Linked DNA regions of Homo sapiens: region 1 is linked to region 2. A link is an interaction called in ENCODE POLR2A ChIA-PET data of the cell type or tissue named here. Cell type or tissue: A673. All regions are shown on one strand. Links, peaks and the distances in the headings refer to the core of each region. The heading gives the core; the rest is flanking DNA.

What was found. Peaks named below come from ENCODE experiments on the same cell type or tissue, not always from the same donor. Only the 100,000 strongest peaks of a DNase experiment are listed, where the experiment ranks them.
Region 1: POLR2A ChIA-PET joins it to region 2 with 5 read pairs; 1 of 35 experiments calls an interaction of 5 or more read pairs at or near these places.

The regions. Positions count from the first base shown.
Region 1 is chr17:11,250,626-11,255,999 of GRCh38, forward strand. The region is part of intron 1 of SHISA6 (shisa family member 6); the gene reads left to right. Among named protein-coding and RNA genes, the nearest start is that of SHISA6, 12 kb to the left of the region's middle. In A673, for the core only: no CTCF peak of the experiment used is centred there; no DNase peak of the experiment used is centred there; H3K27ac peaks cover 1,748 bases.
Region 2 is chr17:11,492,780-11,498,153 of GRCh38, forward strand. All of the region lies in intron 3 of SHISA6 (shisa family member 6), which reads left to right. Among named protein-coding and RNA genes, the nearest start is that of DNAH9, 100 kb to the right of the region's middle. RefSeq lists an enhancer at 1,047-1,584. In A673, for the core only: no CTCF peak of the experiment used is centred there; DNase peaks (open chromatin) are centred at 1,342 and 3,022; H3K27ac peaks cover 3,127 bases.

The sequences.
Region 1 (5,374 bases), core at 94-5,093, 240 kb before region 2:
GCTGGGCATTTGTACTGCCCCCATGCATAGGCCGGGGCAGAGCCTCTGGTCCTGATGACCCTCTAAAGGCCATTGTTGGGCATTCTGGAGGAGTCAGTCTTGCTGTGAGCCTGGGGAGTCCCTCTTAACTCTGCTCACGTGTCAGGACAGTGGGAGCTCTGTGTCCCAGGAGCTTACACAACCCCATCACTCATGCAAGCCCACAAGCCAGAGTTGGAGAGAACTGGAGATCTCGGTGAGATGAAGACTCAAGGAAGTGGAGAGGATGGTAGAGAGATACTCATAAGAGTGCCGGGTCTCGAGGGCTTACTCTGTACCAGCATCCAGCTTGCACCTAACCTGCATTATCTCGCTGCATCCTCCCATCATCCCGTCTGAGTGTAGGGGCCCATGTTGTAGATGAGGAAACCGATTCAGAGAGGCTTAGTAACTTGCCCAAGGTCACACAGCTAGTACATTGCTGGTGCCCTTCTCTCTCTCAAGTCCAGTAGAACAGTTGGGTCTCACCTTCCTGAATGTAATGGAGTCAGTGATACTCAGATTACTTAAGAAAGCAAAGACCTACCTTCCCATGCCCTGGGACTGGTTATCATAGTGAAAGACTGGGAAGATAAGTGACCTACCTATGAGGGCTCTGTGGAACCAGAACGGCGGCCCCCATTTAGATTGCATGCAGGCAGCAAGATCCTCAGGGCAGTGAAAGAGCTCTCTTTCAGGAATATATGATATTGGCTGAGGATAGCAAAGGCAATGCAAAGAAAATATTAAACAAAACAAAACACCCTGATTTTAATTGAGAAAAAAAAAAAACTTGACAATATTGAAAGAACCCCTGGGCAATTCTGCATGAGTCAGTGGAGAGCAGTGACGGGAGCTTGGGTGAGGGGCACAGGAGAGAAAAGAGGCGATTTGGGAGGCGGTATGGACCTAGGGATATTTCTAGTTTTAATTACTGAGATGTAGAGCTCACAAACAGCTCCATTTATCACAACTCTCCCACCCTGCCCCATGTCTAACATCTAGCATCGTGCATGCAAGACACAGCACTTTAGCCAGCTTGCTTCTGCTGTTCCCTGTTCTGGTTTTATTCCTTCCCTGTTTGTACCCTGGTGGCTGTGCTTCGTAATGACTCACGCTTTCCCTGTGATTCTCTGTTTCCGGTTCTCTCAAGTCCCCTGTCCTGAGGGGCACGTGGAAAGGAAGGAATCCTGGGACACTCTTAATAGCCTGTGTTTTACTCTCCAGCTCCCAACCTGCCACACGCCTCAAGGTCCGGTTGTCACAGGGCGGTGAGCAGCAGCTGAACTCACATTCCCTGGTGTGCAGCTCTTGCCAGGGGCACCTGAGCAGGAAACTCACCTCTGCCTGAGGGTGTGTGAAAATGTATCTCACTAGTCTTCCGCAGGAACCCAGCGTTCCCGCTCCCTGTTTTCATCCTTCTTGTCCCTGCTTGACTCATGCCTACTCCTTGTTAGAAGAGCAAGAGAACACTTGGACCCCTCCTTGCCGAAAGCCCCTGTCCCTCTCTCCAGACCCACGGACGCAGGAGCCCCAGTGAGACCTCTGGGCGGCTAGAACCTTGGCCCCATTCCCCAGTGTTTGGGAGAAGAGTCGCTGCTTTCTGCAGTCTTCGCAAACACTCTCATTATTCCTTGCTTTTTTGGCATTTGGTCTCGTGTACTGTTCCCATTAGCTTCGGCATTAAAGTCTCATTACTCAGGACATCTGTCCTCTGGACATATTCGTTGTTCCCTTAGCCAAATGTCCTCTTCTGGGAAGCGTGTTTTCCACCCAAACAGCCACTTCTCTCTTCCTTCGCCCTTGCTGTTTCAGTGGGAGGAATATGAATTCTGAAAGGCTTGGCGGAGGGAGGGGGTGGCTGTTAATTTGAAGTGGCATCTGAGAGTCCCTTCAAGAGCCCATCCATCCACTCCTTTCTAAGGTCCTGAGAATATGGATCTTTGCTAGGAGTCAGGCAGGTTGGTGGCCAAACACCATAGGAGCAAAGAAGGGAGTCGCCAGGGGAGTTTTCCCCACTCAGTCCTAGGATCAGGCTCAGATACAATCACTAGGGAATTCTGACCTTAGTCACTGCTGTTGGACGGCTTTGACTGAAGGTGAGACTCCTCTTAATCCATCTCCCTGCAGCGACAGGGCATGTGGCTGGCTCAAAAGCTGAGGCTGCTCCAGAACTTGGGGAAGAATCTGGATTCCACCTTCCCTGTTGGACTCATAGTTAGCTGTTTCTGACTTTTTGCTGCATCTTGAGAAACTTGCCTGAAGTTTCCCAGGAATGGTGTCCCATAGTCTTGGGAGACTATTTATGCAATGGGAAATATCAATGCGTTTCAGTGCTCAGATAATCAACAGCCAGCTTCTTACCCAGCCTCAAGCATTCGCGAAGAAGAATATATCGGGCTTTTGAGCCGAGGATCTCTTACACCTCTCCCTTGCTTTTAAGTCACATCATTAAAATGTTTCTTCGTGTCACTTTCGGTGTTCTGTCCACTGCTGTGTCTTCTCCATCTGTCCTTGTTTTGATTCCTGTTCAGTTCTGTCGAGCTGTGTTCCTTCTCCCCTCTCTGTCCGACTTGCCTTCCTGAACTTGTCCTGCCACAACTTCATTAAGCCGCATCGATTTAGATGCCACTAATTCAAAATTTATCCAAATTGGACCTGGGCAAAGTTTTTTTTTTTTTTTCTTTGTCTGATAAAAATCTGTGATGAACAGATTAATAGCTCAAACAAGACTGCAGAGATTTCACAGGGGACATACACCATGGAGAAGGTTAGATTGTTTACAGGCGGGCTCTTAGTAGACAGTTGGCATGTTAATTCCAAATCATTCTTATCTATTCATTGAAGTAGCTCTTCGAAGATCAATTTTATTTTATTTTTTTAGTTGAGTTTGAAATCCTGCATTGGCCCGGGAAGCAGTAAAAATGCATTTCCTTTAAAGTGTTTTGGAATTTTTATGTCTGTTTCGTTGATAGGGATTAGCCTGCCCTTATTTCTACTGAATTGGTGATGCTTGACTGGAAGCTGCTTCAAATCTCCTTTGCAATTCCCTCTGGGGGTTCCTGCTAATTTTCCCTCTTCTTGTTTCTTTTCTTTTTCTATTTCCTTGAGTTTTTAGAATCCAACTCTCTCTCTTTCGGCTTTGAGAATTCATGTTATAAACTTCGCCACATCCTTGTGCTCGCTTTTCTGCTTCTTGCCACAGTCATAACCAGCTGGGCCTGAGAGGTTATGGATCTGGAGGCAGACTTTGGAAAACTTGTCCGGACTTCGAGCCCTGCCTTGGCTCTCTCTGTGGTTCTCTCTCAGTGGCCTAAGGACTCTTGCTTGTGAATCACCATTCCCAACACCACTGTTTGGATTGAGGAGACAGCATCACACCTACTGTAGGAAGTGGTAGGAGGCCCTTAGCCAGCAGCCCTGCTCCTTATAGAAAAGAACTTTGACTTGCTTCTCTTAGTCTGCTTATGTGGCTCTCAAGGGACATCTAGCAAAGCCTTCTTTCACCTTTGGAGGTTGTCATCCATCTTTCCCTGCCTTAGAGCATTTCCTGGGAGCTGAGCTACAAGACAGAGTAATCCCAACTCTGTCACTTTCTGTCTTGATGACCTTGGGTGAGTCCCTTGGCCCCTCTGCTGTGGGATGTGAGCTGTAGTGTTGTGGAAGTGTGTTCTTCTTTGGCCCATTCTGCCCTCAGCACACCTGAAAGATACATGCTGACACAGTCCACATCTATACTTACAGGTTCAACAGCTCTGGGATGTGGGAGGAGATGTATTTTCCTTGCATACGCCACTCAGATAAGAATGTTGTCTGCAAGTGGCCTTGTGAGGATGCTGCTTTTAGCATCTTCGACTCATAGGATCTCTTGGTAGAAGAGGACTTATGAGGCATTTTAGTGACTCTCTCTTTTGGCACCACCTGCCCCTCCTCTCATGCACAGCAAGTGGCCATCCATGCGTCTAGGGCAGGGCTGCCCCTACCTCTGGAGGCAGTTGGTCTATTGTTAGGATGCAATTCTAGTTGATTCTCATGGGGAGCCAAAATTACTTCTTTGGCCTGAGATCCACTTCCTGGAGTAACTCAGAAGGAGTGTATCCTTTCTTTTGCAGGATGGCAAAACATCTGTTTGAAGATGGCATTCAAGGCCCACATTCAGTCTTCCCTTCTCCCTAATAAATAGGCACTCCTAGTTAAGAGTCTGTCCTCATGGGACGTGGGTTCAACTTCACACTGGGGCAGAGGCTGTCCACCCAGAAATGGGGTTATAATTCTATGGTAAAACCCCAAAGGAGATTTCTAAGAGCAACATGTGGATCTCAGTAATTCAGATGCAACTTAAAGATCTGGTTTCTTCTGGGAAGTTCTTTGGTCTGCAGCCCTACACAGCAGCTTTGCTTTGTGGCAGGGATCCATCTCCCATACCACTATGTCAACAGGACAGGAGTGTTTGCCTGTTTTGTTTACACCTGTATTCTAGTGCCCAGAGTAGTGCCTGGCACAGAGTAGGTGCTTAAGAAATATAACTGAATGACAGGCTGAATACATGAGTTAAAGTCAGTAGAAATTAAAGTGGTCTTTTTTGTGTACCCTGCCCTTCTGATATTTGCATTAGTGTGAAGATCCTTGAGTAGGGAAATGACAATAATGTTTCTAATTGTTTTAAAGAAGGAAGAGAAAAATGAAGGGAGGAGGGAGGAAAGAAGGAAAGAAAAGGAAGAAAGAAAAAGAGAGGGAGGGAGAAAGAATAAATAACTGAATCTTTTACAGAACGTGTTGCCCTGGCCAGTTTGATCTGTTTGCCCTTCTGTGCCCCATTTGACTCCTGATTTCTTTTGCTCAAGCTGTGAATACCTTCATTTGCAGCGGGGCTTCATCTGGATACTTCTTTGCAGGCTAGTGGAAGCAAATCCATGGTGACCTGACGGGAAGGAACAGGCTCTCTTTGCCTTTGGCTGTCAAAGTCCAAGTTCAGGGTTCAGCAGAAACGGGTGTGTGGTCATATGGATTTCCATCCTTAAGCCGGAGTGGGAAATATGGGGCGTGGATGGTCCCTTCCAGGATGACCCACGGCCACAGCTGTGCTGTGTGGCTCCCCCACCACACCAAGAGTGTTGCCAGTTTGGCATAACTGCACCAGTCCTCTAAGACTCTCCTCTTCTGCCTATGCTTTTGTTGTGGTCCTATAGGCTGAGCCGATGTAGATATTAGGAGGTTGTAGACATTTGGATTTATTTATTAGTCAAATATTTATGTAAGTGCTTAATAGGTGCCAGGCTCCTTGTAAGCCTCGTAAGCACTTTACAACTATTACATCATTTAATCCTTATGATAACCCTAAGAGGCAGACATTATT
Region 2 (5,374 bases), core at 281-5,280:
CTCTCTTCATGCTCAAGAAGTCTTAGGGTTCCCAAGCCCCAATCCCCACTTCTCCTCCCTCTCATCATGTTGCTTGTTTACTGTCCCACACAGTACACTTTCTTCACAGGCTTCTGCTCCTCTCTTCCCCTCCCCTGTCCCACAGTCTGTCTGTCCTGCCAGCCTGGATCACAGAATCTCAGCGTCAGTAGCAAGGGAACTTGGAGATTGGCCATTTGTCACTAGGTGTCTTCTTGCAGGTGGGGAACCATTCCCTGATCGCCTCAACACTAACATTTATCCAACTTTTCCATGGAGATAAGGAATGTTCTGGCTAATGTTTTGGCTAATGATTGCTGTGAGTCCAGAGGACCTCCCTCATTTATATAGCAGGACCACCTCCTGACAACTGTGACCACTTAGCCAAATAGGACTCCTAAAAGGAAATAATGCAACTCCTTTTTTTTTCTTTTCTTTTTTTCTGTTTGAGACAGAGTCTCGCTCTGTCACCCAGGCTGGAGTGCAGTGGTGCCATCTCAGCTCACTGCAGTATCCACCACGGAGTTCAAGCAATTCTCCTGCCTCAGTCTCTGGAGTAGCTGGGATTACAGGTGCATGCCACCACGCTCAGCTAATTTTTGTATTTTTAGTAGAGACAGGGTTTCATTATGTTGGTCAGGCTGGTCTCGAACTCCTGATGTCAAGTAATCCGCCCACCTCGACCTCCCAAAGCTCTGGGATTACAGGCATGAGCCACTGTGCCAGGCCAATAATGCAACTCCTACTTGTTTTTTGGTACCATGTGGATACACGCGTGCGCGCGCACACACACACACACATACACACACCATCTACCAAAACCTTTGTGAGTCTCCTCTGGACCCTTCAGCAGAGTTGCCAGGCCCAAGGGGTACCGTATACAAGGCATCAAAGAACGAGAGCCATTTGGGGATTCCCAGCCTCAGCAACCTCAGAGCCCCTGGGCTTCTCTTCCAACTCTACAGAGCTGACAAGGGTAGGGGTCTCCTTGGAAACCCTGGCATTTTGACTCCTGTCGGATGGATAGAATGGAAAAGGAAATGTTTTGTGTACAATTTGTACACGCACAAAGTCATTTTAAAATGAAAACTCTAACTAAATTCTGTTCTCCCTTCTATTTTTTTTTTGACTTGTTCTTTCTTTATACTAATCTCTCATTTGAGTCAAAAATTATTTCACTGGAGAGGTGGTGATTAAATCTGATAATTAGGAGAAATACCAATTAAGTCAGGCTCTGCAAGCATAAGGCAGTCCTCATTCACATTGTTATTTGAGACTGTGGCTTAGCAGGGGGCTTCTGTGTCTTCCCAGCAGGCTCCCAGTCCATATGCTCAGCAGGACTCAGGGACTTATCTCAGGCAGAGCCAAACAGGGATAGGAGCAGAGGGTTTTCCTCCCCACCCCAGCTTCCCTGATAGCCCCCTCATCCCTGCCACTCTCTTCCTATTTCATTAGCATCCCCTGCCTTAAAGACTCTCATCTGCCCCAGCTCTCCTCTGCTGTTAATGTCCTTGGCCCAGACCTCTTCCCACATGTGGCTTGCTGCCCGAACCTAGCCCTCCATTCCCTGGTCTCTGTTTTCTGAATTGTTTGTTACTTATCACCTAGGGTGCTCAGAGGTGTAATGTGCTATTATATTAGCTAAAAGTGAATGTCCTCCGCAGTGCACCTCTGCACACCCACAGAACTTCCAGTGAACAGGGAGCCTCAGAAAGGGATTGTGAAAACAGTTGCACCAAGTCTAGGGACCTCTTGCATTAGAACTCCTAGGGTTAATTCCCCAAAATAACAGGGAGTTTATCTGGAATAGAGTGAAAACATAACAGAACTGAGGAAAGATAGGGCTTTAAAATTAGGCTGGAGCCATCAGGGGAAAGCTCTTGGCTGCCAGGCTGAGGAGTTTCTGCTTATTTTGGAAGGAAATTGTTGGAGGGACATGGACAAAGCTACCCAGGTGATGGGTTAACCCGGTGACAGTGCCAGGCTCGATTCCTCAGGTGGAGCAGTTCTCAATGTTGGCTGTGCATTAGAATCGCCTGGGAAGCTTTTAAAATTCAGTTCCCAGGTTGAATCCTGGACCAATTACATCAAAATGTCTGGAGTCGGGAGCCAGCCATTAATATTGTTCAAACTGCCCATCACAGTACAGCCAAACAGGACCACGAGCCTGAGGATGACCTACCTCCTGATGACAATGGCCGACCAGGCTACATCCGCCCAGTCATGTGGGGTTTCCTGAGACATGGGACTTCCAGGGCAAAAACCAGGAAAGGCCTGAGCAAGGTGGAATAAGCTGATCATCCTGCCCCAGTAGATTTCTCAGAGCTCTATCTGGGATAGACCCAAACCTCGGGGTGAAAGCATCTTGCCCACTGCCAACTCTTTGGTGTCTATTCATCAAACAGCCTGAGCCCTAGAGTTGGAGAGACCCAGGCTCCACTACGTAGCTGCTGTGTGACTTTGGGCAAGCTGACTGCTCCACCTAGCACTGCTCTGTTTTTTCCTCTCTCCTTCCTTCTCACCTTTCCTGGGGTTCATAGACTAAGCTGCATTTGTGGGCTGTGTTCTCTAGCATGGGGGCCAGATGAAAACAAGTCCACAGAAGCCAAAAGAACTGGGGACACTGGACAGGTGACCAGGGGAGAGGGAGGGAAGAGGAGGCCAGCCCATGCAGAGGGGCATGGCTGGCCCAGGTGTGCTCTGAGCACACATGTGCTCCTTCTGTTTGTTGCAATGCTGGCTGGCAGAATTTTGCAAAGACAAGCCCTGTGTCCAGGGTTTCTTTCAAGGTTCCTCTTAGGGTGGCTGCCTACCAGTCCATCCCCTAGATATGTCCCAGCCTGGCAGTGACATGAAAACAGTCAGACTGCAAGGATGCAAGGCATCTTCCTGCTGTTCCTGAAACAGGCCGGCCACCCTGCCATCCCTCTGAGAACTAAGTGGGCGTGCTAGCTCATATATTATGGGCTAACATTCTGTAGGTCCCCTTAGTTTCAAACCATCAGGGAGTTGATTTATCTATGGAATGTGTAACAGTTGTGCTGTTTTGGCTGCAGGCCAGACTTCTAAATCACACAGTTAGAAGCTGAGGGAAAGAAGCGTCAATTATCCAGGCTGTCTGCATCTGGAGAAGTCCCAAAATGACCTCTCCCAGAGCAGTTCTTTCTTGTCTGGCCCATCCTTCTATTTATCCATTCATCCATCCATCCATCCATCCATCCATCCATCCATCCATCACACAACAGATTAATGATGGCCTACTCTGTACCAGACACAATACGGTGCCTGCTGTCTTAGTACCCAGAGTCTACTTGCAACTACACTTGAGATTTGCCAGGTGTAATCTCCTAGGAACCAGTGGGGCCTCCCCATTAGTCAAACAAGGGTGTCCAACCTGGTGAGATTTCCAGGTCCACAGGAGAGTGTTCATTCTCTCACATGGTTTTCCTCCAACCAATTTTCTGCCTCCCAAAACTTCTTTAACACCCTTCCATCCACCACAGGTGAGACTTCAAAGCAAACTCTCCAAGTGCTGCCATCTTGATTAAAATTTACTGTAGGCTAAAAATAACACGGTGGGCTGAAAGAGATGTTAGAAACTGTGAAGCTTAGGGTTTACAGTGCCTACAAGGGCTAGGCATAGAACGGGATAGAAGTGGGGGCCGGGTACGGTGGCTCACGCCTGTAATCCCAACACTTTGGGAGGCTGAGGCGGGTGAATCACGAGGTCAGGAGTTCGAGACCAGCCTGGCCAACATGGTGAAACCCCATCTCTACTAAAAATACAAAAAATTAGCTGGGCCTGGTGGCAGGCGCCTGTAATCCCAGCTACTCGGGAGGCTGAGGCAGGAGAATCACTTGAACCTGGGAGGCGGAGGTTGCAGTGAGCCAAGATCGCGCCACTGCAATCTAGCCCAGGTGACAGTGCGAGACTCCATCTCAAAAAAAAAGAAAAAAAAAAAAAAGAATGGGATAGAAGTGGGATAGGTAGGAAACAATGAGAAGTGGTGGGCACTGTGGCAAACTGGAAAGCACGGCCCCAGCTAAAGGAGCCAATTATTGAGATTCCTGCAAACATTTCCATGTGGGAATGCAGATCCTATGTGACTACATTTTTTCATTTTTCAAGAGAAGATAGGAATCCAGATTTCACACAGATTTTCCCAAGTTTTAAAACAATGGCAGCCAAAGAAATCCCTTTGCAGACCAGATTCAGTTTGCATGCTGCCTCCCATAAGTTTGGACACTGAGCTACACACTGTAGTGGGGGGACCCCCAGAACCATGTCCTGGGCCCCTGTAGATTCTCTCCTGAGGACCAGCTCTGCTAGGAGACACCCTGAAGCCTTGACCTGGGGAAAGGAGAAGACAAGACAGTGTCATGGGCCAAATAAATGGATGAGGAATGAGGAACCTGCAATCATGGGGGACCAGCCTGGCTTGTGTTCTGAGATTGCTTCTAGAAATTCTGGTGTCTCCGCTATCATTTTCAAGTGCCGTGATTTTCATCAAACCTGGGGGAGGGAAGGGAAGTGATCTGATTTATGGGTTAAAATAATCACTCTGACTGCTGTGAGGAGAAAGAGGGGCTGTGGCAGGATCCAGTTGAAAACGGGAGGACCACTGAATAGACTACTACAACCATCCAAGCACAAGACACTGGCTGTGGTTAAAGGGCATCAGTCATGGGGTCTGAGACCGTGTTGAGAATGAGAAAGGCCTCCCTCCTCGACACTTTAGACGAATGTTCTTGAACACAGCAATGAGAAATGCCACTTCAGGGATCAATCATACCCTAGCAAACATTTGTTCAAAATCTTTTCCTTGACCCCAAAGCTGGCCATAAATTGTCACCAGTCTTGTTTCCCACAACCTTGGGCTCTCCATACATGGGTTAAGCTTCTCACTCCTCATAAGATCTTTCCAGCAGCCACCTTTATTTCCATTCCTTCTGCCTCTAAGGGCTTCCTCCTGGCCTTCTCTGTCTCTCGCATCCTACGACATCCATTCCTCAATACTGGCTCAGACACCTCCTCACCCCCCAGGCTTGCAGAGCACTCCATTTGAGTTGTTAAAGCCCATTCCTCTCTTGCTGATTGACAGTACAAGTCATGGCTATACCTACTCCTGGCTTGGAGGTGAGACCTTGAGAGCAGGTATTGGGTTCTCTTTCTTTATATATTCATCCCCCAGCTCCCAGTAAGTGCTTAATAAATACAGTGTTTTTGGAAGAAAGAGAAGAAAGGAGTGGGAACTGGGGGAATGTTAATTAGTTCTAGCTTAGAAGCTCATTGCTCTTCCTCTTCCTGTTTTCTTCCTACCTCAATAGAATCCACAGGTGGGAGATACTGGGGAAG